Regions from separate parts of the Homo sapiens genome. Here region 1 is linked to region 2. A link is a contact called in ENCODE Hi-C or POLR2A ChIA-PET data. All regions are on one chromosome and are shown on one strand. Each heading gives the region's core, a stretch centred on a gene start or an enhancer-like site at or near the end of the contact. The rest is flanking DNA. Distances are from core to core; before and after follow the strand shown. Region 1 overlaps PMS1 (PMS1 homolog 1, mismatch repair system component). Region 2 overlaps PMS1 (PMS1 homolog 1, mismatch repair system component).

Region 1 (4,486 bases), core at 1-2,500, 38 kb after region 2:
ACAAACCCTATTGTGAACTGTGTATGCGAGGGATCGAGGTTGTGCACTTCTTGTGGAACAATTTCCTGAAACCATCCCCACCCGCCAACTGGAAAAACTCTTCCACAAAACCGGTCCCTGGTGCCAAAAAGCTTGGGGACTGCTGCTGATTCTATATATAGAGGTATTATAGATTGGCCAGACTTTAAGATACTTATTTCTTAAAATAGTAAATTATTTCCAAATAGTAGAATATTATCTGTAAGTTTTATTATGTATTTGCAAGAAGAACACTATTAAAAAAAAAAAGAACACTCTATTAAGTTTCACATCATAGACTGACTGTGGTAAACTCTATCATGGATTCTTACCATAACATTTTCTTGGGTACATATTGAGGAAAGACTTTATAAATGAGATATTTTGCAGTGAAGTTCTTTTTTAAAAACATTTCATAAATAATCCCCTCAGAAGGGGTTTAAACTAATGCTACCTTTATATTACATACTTGTCTAAAAAGTATTGTAATATAATTCTAAGTCCTGATCTCATCAAGAGGAGTAGAAGGGAAGGAAAGTGAAAGATGGGAATCTTTGAATAAGCGGAAATTTTCATTTTTGTGACAGTATTCACCACAAAAGAGAAATGTAAGAGTGGGTTAAAAGAAAAGGATTAAGGAAGGTTATAAACTTTAAAATATAAGATAGTAGCAGGAAAACAATAGTGTTTCCATCTATATATCTTGTTCTAGATATCCCTCAAGATTGGTATTATTTAAAAAACAAACCTGAACTCTAATGAAGTTTTTCTCCCTTTTTAAAAATGAGCCATTTTTGTTTACAGTTGGTAGTGTGCCTGCTGTATTCTGAAGGTCGGACTTCCTTAACAGGAAAGTCTGCTTGTTAAACCTTCTGAAGAATGTATTCAGTAATGTTCTGTGAATCCTTTAGGAACTTTGTCATGTGGAAATTCCCAGCCTATTGTGCGGGTAGCTTAACATTGATAGTTTCTAGAGACTTCAAGGGAATATTTTCTTGTGAAAGAGTTAGTATGAACTTAAAGGTTGAGGGAGCTGTGGGTTGGAAGAACCATGTGGGGAGAAATAAGAGTTCAGAAATAACAGGAATAAAGTAAATTGGGACTGGTTTTAAATATTTTTTTGCTAATACTTTACCTTTCAGTATGTTAAGGTAATAGTGGTATAAGTGTTAAGAAAAATGGGCTAGGAAAAAAAAAGAGAGAACTTAAACCACGGGGATGCTTCCATTTAAGGTCAATAAGATGAATCAGAGAGAAAGGAAAGTGAAAGGAGAACCAAGAGAGGGGTGGATGTAAAAGTCAAGGAAGGAAGTAAATTTAAGAATAAGTAGTATCATGTTCTGTATAGGGTAATAATTGCTAGAAGACTATCAGATATGGCTACTAGATGACATTGGTAACCTTGAAGAGAATCGTAATGGCAAAGTACAATTGTCCTTGTATATACTCAGTGGATTGGTTCCAGCACCACCTGTGGATACTAAAATCCAGGCATGCTTAAGTCCTGCAGTCAGCCCTCCAGAACCCACATATATGAAAAGTTGGCCCTCCGTATATATGGATTTCGCATCCCATGGTACTGTATTTTCTATCACAGTTGGGGTCGGAAAAACATCCATGTATAAGTGGACCCACACAGTTAAAACCAGTGTTGTTCAAGGGTCTGCTGTGGTAGGAATAGACGACATTTGCCAGTAGTTAAAGAGTGTAGTAGTGGAAAAGTAGGCAGCAAGTCGTATGATAGTGAATAGTGAAAGGAAGGAAAGAGTATGTTAAACATGTCTGTGTTGAACTGGTGGAAGACTGACAATAAAAAATTGCAGAGGAGGCCAGGCTTACTGGCTCATGCCTGTAATCCCAGCACTTTGGGAGGCTGAGGTGAGTGAATCACCTGAGATCAGGAGTTTGAGACTAGCCTGGCCAACATGGTGAAGTCCCGTCTCTACCAAAAATACAAAATTTAGCCAGGTGTGGTGGTGCGCACCTGTAATCCCAGCTACTCAGGAGGCTGAGTGAGGCAGGAGAACTGCTTGAACCCAGGAGGTGGAAGTTGGAGTGAGCTGAGGACGCACACTGCACTCCAGCCTGGGCGATAGAGCTAGACTCTGTCTCAAAAAAAAAAAAAAAAAAAAAAAAATTGCAGGGGAAATGTTCCCCAAAAGGCAAGAGGGAAGATAGGATATGAATTTAAGGTTTAGAAAGAAGAAACTGAATCAAGAGCAGAAAACAGAAAAGGGGAAAAATGAAAATAATATTTTTACGTAAACTTTAAAAAAAAATTTCTTAATCATTAGAACCTGTGAAATTTTAGGGGAACTTGAGAGAAGTCATGTTGATATATGTGGTGAAAGAGTAGAAGTTACCTGCTGAGAGTGGAGGGGTTGTGGGAAGGAGTTGGTAATTTTAGTACAGTAACAAAGATCTGAAAATAAGAGCTGTAGGTACTATAAGAGAAGGTTAATTAGAGAGGAATAAGAAGATTTCCAGGTGTCACTGAGGGATCTTAAGAGTTAACATTTGTATTGGATCCAGCCAGGACAGTTTTATGACTCAACGATGCTCAGTAGAATTTGTCCAAGGGTAAATCAAAACACCAATTCCTCACCCTGTCCTAGAGGGTGATCTGGCCTCTGCCTAATTTCCTTTTCTTGTTCCTCTTTTTTTTAACAACTATGATGCACCCACACTGAACATTTAGTTCTTTCTCTTCTGTCTGCGTGAGATGCTTTTCTTTGCCCATGATCTTTCCATTAAGGTTTCTTATTTATTAATTTTTATTTATTTATTTTGAGACAAGGTCTTGCTCAAAAGCTGGAGGGCAGTGGCATGATCACAGCTCACTGCAGTCTTGACCTTCAGGCTCAAGTGATCCTCCTGCCTCGGCCTCCCATGTAGCTGGGACTACAGGCATGCCCCACCGTGCCCACTTTTTTTTTTTTTTTTTTTTTTGTGGAGACTGGGTCTCACTGTGTTGCCCAGGCTGGTCTCGAACTCCTGGCCTCAAGCAGTTCTCCTGCCTTGTCTCCCAAAGTGTTGAGATTACAGGCCTGAGCCACTGCACCCAGCCTGGTTCCTTATTTAAATTCAAGCTTAAAGTCATCTCCTCAAGTAATCTTTTTCCAACTCTACAATCACTCTATCATGTGGCCCAGTTTAATTTTACGCATTATTTATTGACTAAAATGTTCTGTCTTTTGTCTGTTTTCTGTTTCTCTGCACTAGAATGTAAATTGCACAAGAGCAAGTCTTGTTTTTTGGTTCACCACTACATCCCGAGAGCTGACAACATAGTTGATACTTAATAAATATTTGTTGAGTGAATTCATAAAATGAAAATAATCAAGATTCTGTCTTCCTTTTTGCCAGGATAACATGTTTTCAGCTTCAGGGTATATCATGGTAAAATGTGTGACTTTCCCTTTGGACAGGGAGAAGCAGTGCGTCTATCCAGACAATTACCCATGTACTTATCAAAAGAGGACATCCAAGACATTATCTACAGAATGAAGCACCAGTTTGGAAATGAAATTAAAGAGTGTGTTCATGGTCGCCCATTTTTTCATCATTTAACCTATCTTCCAGAAACTACATGATTAAATATGTTTAAGAAGATTAGTTACCATTGAAATTGGTTCTGTCATAAAACAGCATGAGTCTGGTTTTAAATTATCTTTGTATTATGTGTCACATGGTTATTTTTTAAATGAGGATTCACTGACTTGTTTTTATATTGAAAAAAGTTCCACGTATTGTAGAAAACGTAAATAAACTAATATAGACTATTCATTTGATTCTCAAGAACCAACCATCATCATAATTATGAGTTGTAGGCTCAAAATTGGAAAATAGGTAGTATTTTTGGGTGGTTATTTACTAGGTCCTCTGTGCAGGGAGAAATCAAACATCACACATACTGGCATATCTGACAAACAGTGTCAATATTTTTTAAAGTACAATGGAGAGTCAGAGTGGGAGAAAATGAGAAAACGAAGTTTAGAGGAAGAAGAAAACCAGAAATCCTTCCTTTAACTTCAATTTAGGGGGTAACAGATTAGATGTTGCTGTCTCTTTATTATATGGTAATTATTGGATTTGGGGGTCAACTTTTGTTGGAATACATGGGAAGACCTAGATTTTTAACAGAAAACTTAGGGGAATTTTTTTTTTTTTAAGACTCTCGCTCTTGTCACCCAGGCTGGAGTGCAATGGCACAGTCTTGGCTCACTGCAACCTCCACTTCCCAGGTTCAAGCGATTCTCTTGCCTCAGCCTCCCGTAACTGGGATTACAGCCGTCCACCCCACACCTGGCTAATTTTTGTATTTTTAGTAGAGATGGGGTTTCACCATGTTGGCCAGGCTGGTCTCGAACTCCTGACCTCAGGTGATCCATCCACCTCAGCCTCCCAAAGTGCTGGGATTACAGGTATGAGCCGCCACACCGGGCCATTAGGTGAAAATTATCTATTG
Region 2 (4,973 bases), core at 2,320-4,819:
TGGCCGGGTGCAGTGGCTCACACCTGTAATCCCAGCACTTTGTGAGGCCGAGGCAGGTGGATCATGAGGTCAAGAGACCATCCTGGCCAACATGGTGAAACCCCGTCTCTACTAAAAATACAAAAATTAACTGGGCATGGTGGCACGCGCCTGTAGTCCCAGCTACTCAGGAGGCTGAGGCAGGAGAATTACTTAAACCTGGGAGGCAGAGATTGCAGTGAGCTGAGATCACGCCATTGCACTCCAGCCTGGTGACAGAGTGAGACTGTCTCAAAAACAAAAAAGAAGTAAATTCATTTTCATTTGGGTAATTAAATATTTCATATATACCAACTGATACTTTTTCATTAGGCTTTGCTTATAAACTTTAAATGTTATAATGATATGATTATTTTTAAAAACCTGAACCCCCCCTACTTCCCTGCTGGAAGAAACCATACCTGTAGCAGCACTATGTGGGAGACTTGTCTTGATGGATGAGAATAATTCTTAATTAATCTTTTTTCCTTTATTTGTTATAGGAAGTGCTTTAGATCTTCAAGATTTTTACTTTTGAGGAAAAAATTATAGAACTTTCAGAGACCACCACAATCTTCCTTTCATCCTTAGGAAGAACTTACTTAACTACATATCAATAAAATAGACTCTGGAGCATAGTTTCCAGTTCTGACCTTACATATTGTCACTAACTGGCTTACATTACGTGTCTAGGCTTCAATTTCTTTGTCTCTTTAAAATGGAATAATAGTACCTACCTTACAGAGTAAGGTTTTTAAATGAGAGCATTCACAGCACAGCGCCTGCTCCATAAGTACTCAGTAGAGGTTAATTGCTATTGTTATTGATGTGAATATTGTTTAAAATCTGATTAGAGTCAAAAAGGATTATTAGAGGAAGTGGCCTTAAGACTGGTTCTTCGGAAAGACTATGTGGGCAGAGGTATTCAAAGCAGGGAGAACAGCATGTGCAATGTCAGGGAGTCATCAGAGGTCAGAGAAAGCTTGTCTAAGAAATGAGATGAGGCTACGAAGCTTGCTTGGAGCCAGATTCTGAAGGACCTTGTGTATCTTACATGGGAATGTGTACTTCTTGTTGAAGTGACCAAGAGGGAACTAAATGAGACATTTCAGTAGGAGACTAACAAAATAAGATAATTCTCATTGCAGTTGGAGGATGGACTAAATTATGTTTAATTGTTGTTAAGAATGTGGAAAATGATCTCGTTGTCTGGCAAGTTACACAAGGAATGGAGAAGAGGGTCTAGGCAAGAAAAATATTTCCGATGTAAATAAGATTTGATTACGAATTGGAAATAATCTTTCTTGTTTTTAAAGACTGCAAAGAAATGAGTCTCAACAATATCCCTTTGAAAGTTATGCAGAGATTAACTTTATACCTTTACATTTTTATTAATGTTTTATTCTATTTCATTTTATTTTTAGAGACAGGGTCTCACTCTGTTGCCCAGGCTTGAGTGCAGAGGCATGATCATAGCTCACTTCAGCCTCAAACTCGTGGGCTCAAGTGATCCTCCTACCTCAGCCTTCTGAGTAGCAAGGAACACAGGTGCATGCCACCATAACTGGCTAATTTTTTAATTTTTTGTAGAGACAGGGTCTCACTGTGTTGCCCAGGCTGGTCTTGAACTCCTGCCTCAGCCTCCCAAAGTGCTGGGATTACAGGCCTGAACCAACATGCCCAGCTTATTATTTAATTTTTTAAAAGATCATACCTTTACATGGTTGAAAACCCAAAAATGTATGAAAAGGTAGAATGAAAAAATTATTCTTTTCTTTATCTTTCATCTGCCTAGCTCCTATAAACTGCCCCTTCTTTAGGTAAAATGTCTATTAATTTCTTTGCAACCTTCAGGAAAAATAATTATGCATGTTCTCTTTCAAGAAAAGAATATAAAATTAAATAAGTGTAAGAGATTTTAGAACTCATTTATACTGCATAAATTTTACCAAGACAATCATTTTTGAAAGTTTGAGGCTGCTTAGCAATAATCAATTCATATTAATGTTTATTATGTCAGTAGAATGTGGTTTGTTCTTTTAACAGTAGTATTGATACTGTGATGGAATAATCTATAATTTTATACTGAATTCAAAACATTTAGCAGTGTCTTAGTGGTAAGCTGCTGTGGCTCATATTGTTCCTGTGTTGCCAATGTGGGAAATAAAACAACCTTTTAAATATTGTGTTTGTGCCTCTGTACTTTTTGGAGTCAGAGTCAGTGCAAGTACATACGCAGGAGTAAATAATAATAGATATAGATCTATTTATAGTAACTTGTAAGATCTTAGAAGTAAACTTATGGTACTTAAGAAATTTGCCTGGGTATGGTGGCTCACACCTGTAATCCCAGCACTTTGGGAGCCCAAGGTGGGAGGATCGCTTGAGTCCAGGAGTTCAAGACCAGCCTAAGCAACATGGTGAAACCCTTTCTCTTCAAAACGTACAAAAAAATTAGCTGGGCGTGGTAGTGTGCACCTGTAGTCCCAGCTAATCGGGAGGCTGAGGCAGGAGAATCCTTGAGTCCAGGAGGCTGAGGCTGCTGTCAACTATGATCACACCACTGTACTCTAGCCTGTCTCAAAAAAAAAAAAAAAAAAAAAATTCATTGGTGCTGCTTCTTGTTTGGTGGAAAAAAAAAAATCCAAATATGAGCTTAGTACATCTGTGCCTACAATTTGCAAGAATTTTGGCTGCAGTCTAGGCCAATAATATATCCTCTTTATTTAGAAGGAGTTGACTTTGCTCAAGCAGTTTTAGCATTGTACTATTCACTTAACTATGCATCATCTGTGTGCAGCCTACATTTCTCTTTATCACAAATTGCCTTTACAAACAATTGAGGTTTACTAATTAAATATCGAGTATTCTCATCTAACTTCATTTTCTTCAAGTAGCGTATGTCAGTGAGGTAGGAATTAGGGGCAAGATATATTTGGCTAACTTCAAACCTAAGATGGTGTGCATGTAATAATATATTTTTGAGGTGTTTTTGCACTGTCATCATACTGACTAGAGTCAGATTCTTAGTTGGCACATCCAGGTGCTCCAACTTTGTGTGACCTAGATAGAAAACATATGGAGGTTTGTGTGTATTTTTAGCACATGTTAAGCTTTCGGCCTAAGGGCAAGATTTACAAAAACCTTCAGGAAGTGAAAAGAAAATCTCTGTTTTTGAAAATAACATAGAATTGATGAAACGGTAGAGAAAGCAAACTGAATACTGTATTCTGGATTCCCAGTATTCCCAGTTCTTATTCATCACATTTTATAGTTTAGTTTTTTAGTGATGGGTCCTGTTTTGAAAATGAATCTTAGTTGCCCAATGAGAAGATTTTACTTGTTGGCAGACCGCTATTATTTATTGCTAGCCCAAGTGTAACTAGTTTAGAAAATGCTCTTAAATTAGCCCCTCGATCTGATGCAATAAAAATTGCCTAGTGTGAAATAATGCTCCCAGACTCCTAGCATGTTTACTTTAAAGTGAAATCACATTGCATAGTTCTCATGTTTCACAGCTTTTTCTAGGACCGATTTCCTGAAGTGATCTTTTTACGGTTGTGTATACTAACTATTCAGCAGGTCAGGCAGTGAAATAGCATCCTTGCATTAATCAGCAGCTAAGATTTATATCTGTATCTAAGGCATCTAATATAAACTAAAATAAACAAGATGATGTTTACATTAGTAACACTGCAGGCTTTTTAGCTATATTCAGTGCAGGAATTTTAAAACATTAGTTTTTTGAAATATTTCCTTGAATGCTTTATTTTAAAAATGTCAATATCAGAGAGTTAGCATTCCTTTAAAGAGGTACACTTTTTGTGAATAAGTTTGGTGTTTTTTTTTTTTTCTTTTTAGGGAGGGGGTCTTGCTCTGTCACCCAAGCTGGAGTGCAGGGTGAGCCACTCCCACCTCAGCCTCCTGAGTAGCTGGGACTACAGGCATGTGCCACCATGCCCAGCTAATTTTTTATTTTTTTTTTATAGAAACAGGGTCACACTATGTTGCCCAGTCTGGTATTGAACTCCGGACCTCAAGTGATCCTCCCACCTTAGCCTTGTGAATAAGTTTTTATGGTTCAGCTATTCTTTGTCATAAGGAACTTCTGATGTGGAAAGTATGAAGCAGGGGACATTTCATTTCCTGTAATTGCAGATTATTCAGAACCTTATTTACTTCCTTTAATTTTGAACATTGTTCCTTAAATTATTAGCTGTTGGCTGGCTTAAAACTAGAGCCATAATAGCAGAAGCCAGTAGTTTGCCTTTCCAGAGTGCATGTGCACGCAAAGATTACAGTCTGGCAGTTCTTCAAAAAACATGGAGCTACCATGTGGCCCAGCAGTTCCACTCATAGATCTATACCCAAGAGAAATGAAAACATATGCCAACATAAAAACATGAACATGCATGTTTATGGCAGCATCAGTTATAATAGCCAAAAAGTAGAAACAACTCAAATGCTCATTAACTCATAAAAGGATAATTCAAATGTATTATCTACAATGGAATATTATTCAGCCATTTAAAAGGAATGAAGTACTGATATAAATAAACTTGAAAAGGTTATGCTAAGTGAAAGAATCCAATCAAAGACCATATATTGTATGATTCCATTTATATGAAACATCCTAAGTGGGCAAATTTTATATAGAGAGAAGATAGATTAGTGATTGAAAAGGGATAGGAGTCACTGATGATGGATATAGGTTTTCTTTTTGGACTGATAAAATTGTTCAAAGATTAAATCATGCTGTTGGTTGCACAGCTCTGTGAATAATAAAAACCATTGAATTATAAATCTAAAGTGGGTGAATTGTAGAGTATATGAATTATACCTTAAACTGTTATGTTAAGAGGAAAGAAAAGCAAAGATTGGTTTGGATTTCCTTAGGTCAAGTAGTAGACAAAAAGTGTAATTTTAACAGGTATGGTGGTGTGACAACTAGCAGC

The links. A loop is a pair of places that touch in the nucleus more often than their neighbours do. ChIA-PET counts read pairs that join two places held with the same protein, here RNA polymerase II (POLR2A). Pooled maps may share reads with other maps.
Region 1: a loop to region 2 is called in a pooled map, with 2.1 times the contacts of the local background. The contact joins two enhancer-like sites. A Hi-C loop is called at or near these places in 1 of 50 pooled maps. POLR2A ChIA-PET finds 5 or more read pairs at or near these places in 5 of 52 experiments (GM12878, T-cell, WTC11 and 2 more).

Annotation. Positions count from the first base shown.
Region 1 is chr2:189,873,826-189,878,311 of GRCh38, forward strand. It overlaps PMS1 (PMS1 homolog 1, mismatch repair system component), which reads left to right. Exons shown (of 13, transcript NM_000534.5): 13 at 3,447-3,804. The coding sequence ends at 3,611. Among named protein-coding and RNA genes, the nearest start is that of PMS1, 92 kb to the left of the region's middle. Within about 2 kb of position 1,251, at least 2 of the 41 ENCODE cell types and tissues checked have a DNase peak (open chromatin) inside an H3K27ac peak, as active enhancers do.
Region 2 is chr2:189,833,307-189,838,279 of GRCh38, forward strand. All of the region lies in intron 5 of PMS1 (PMS1 homolog 1, mismatch repair system component), which reads left to right. Among named protein-coding and RNA genes, the nearest start is that of PMS1, 51 kb to the left of the region's middle. Within about 2 kb of position 3,570, at least 4 of the 41 ENCODE cell types and tissues checked have a DNase peak (open chromatin) inside an H3K27ac peak, as active enhancers do.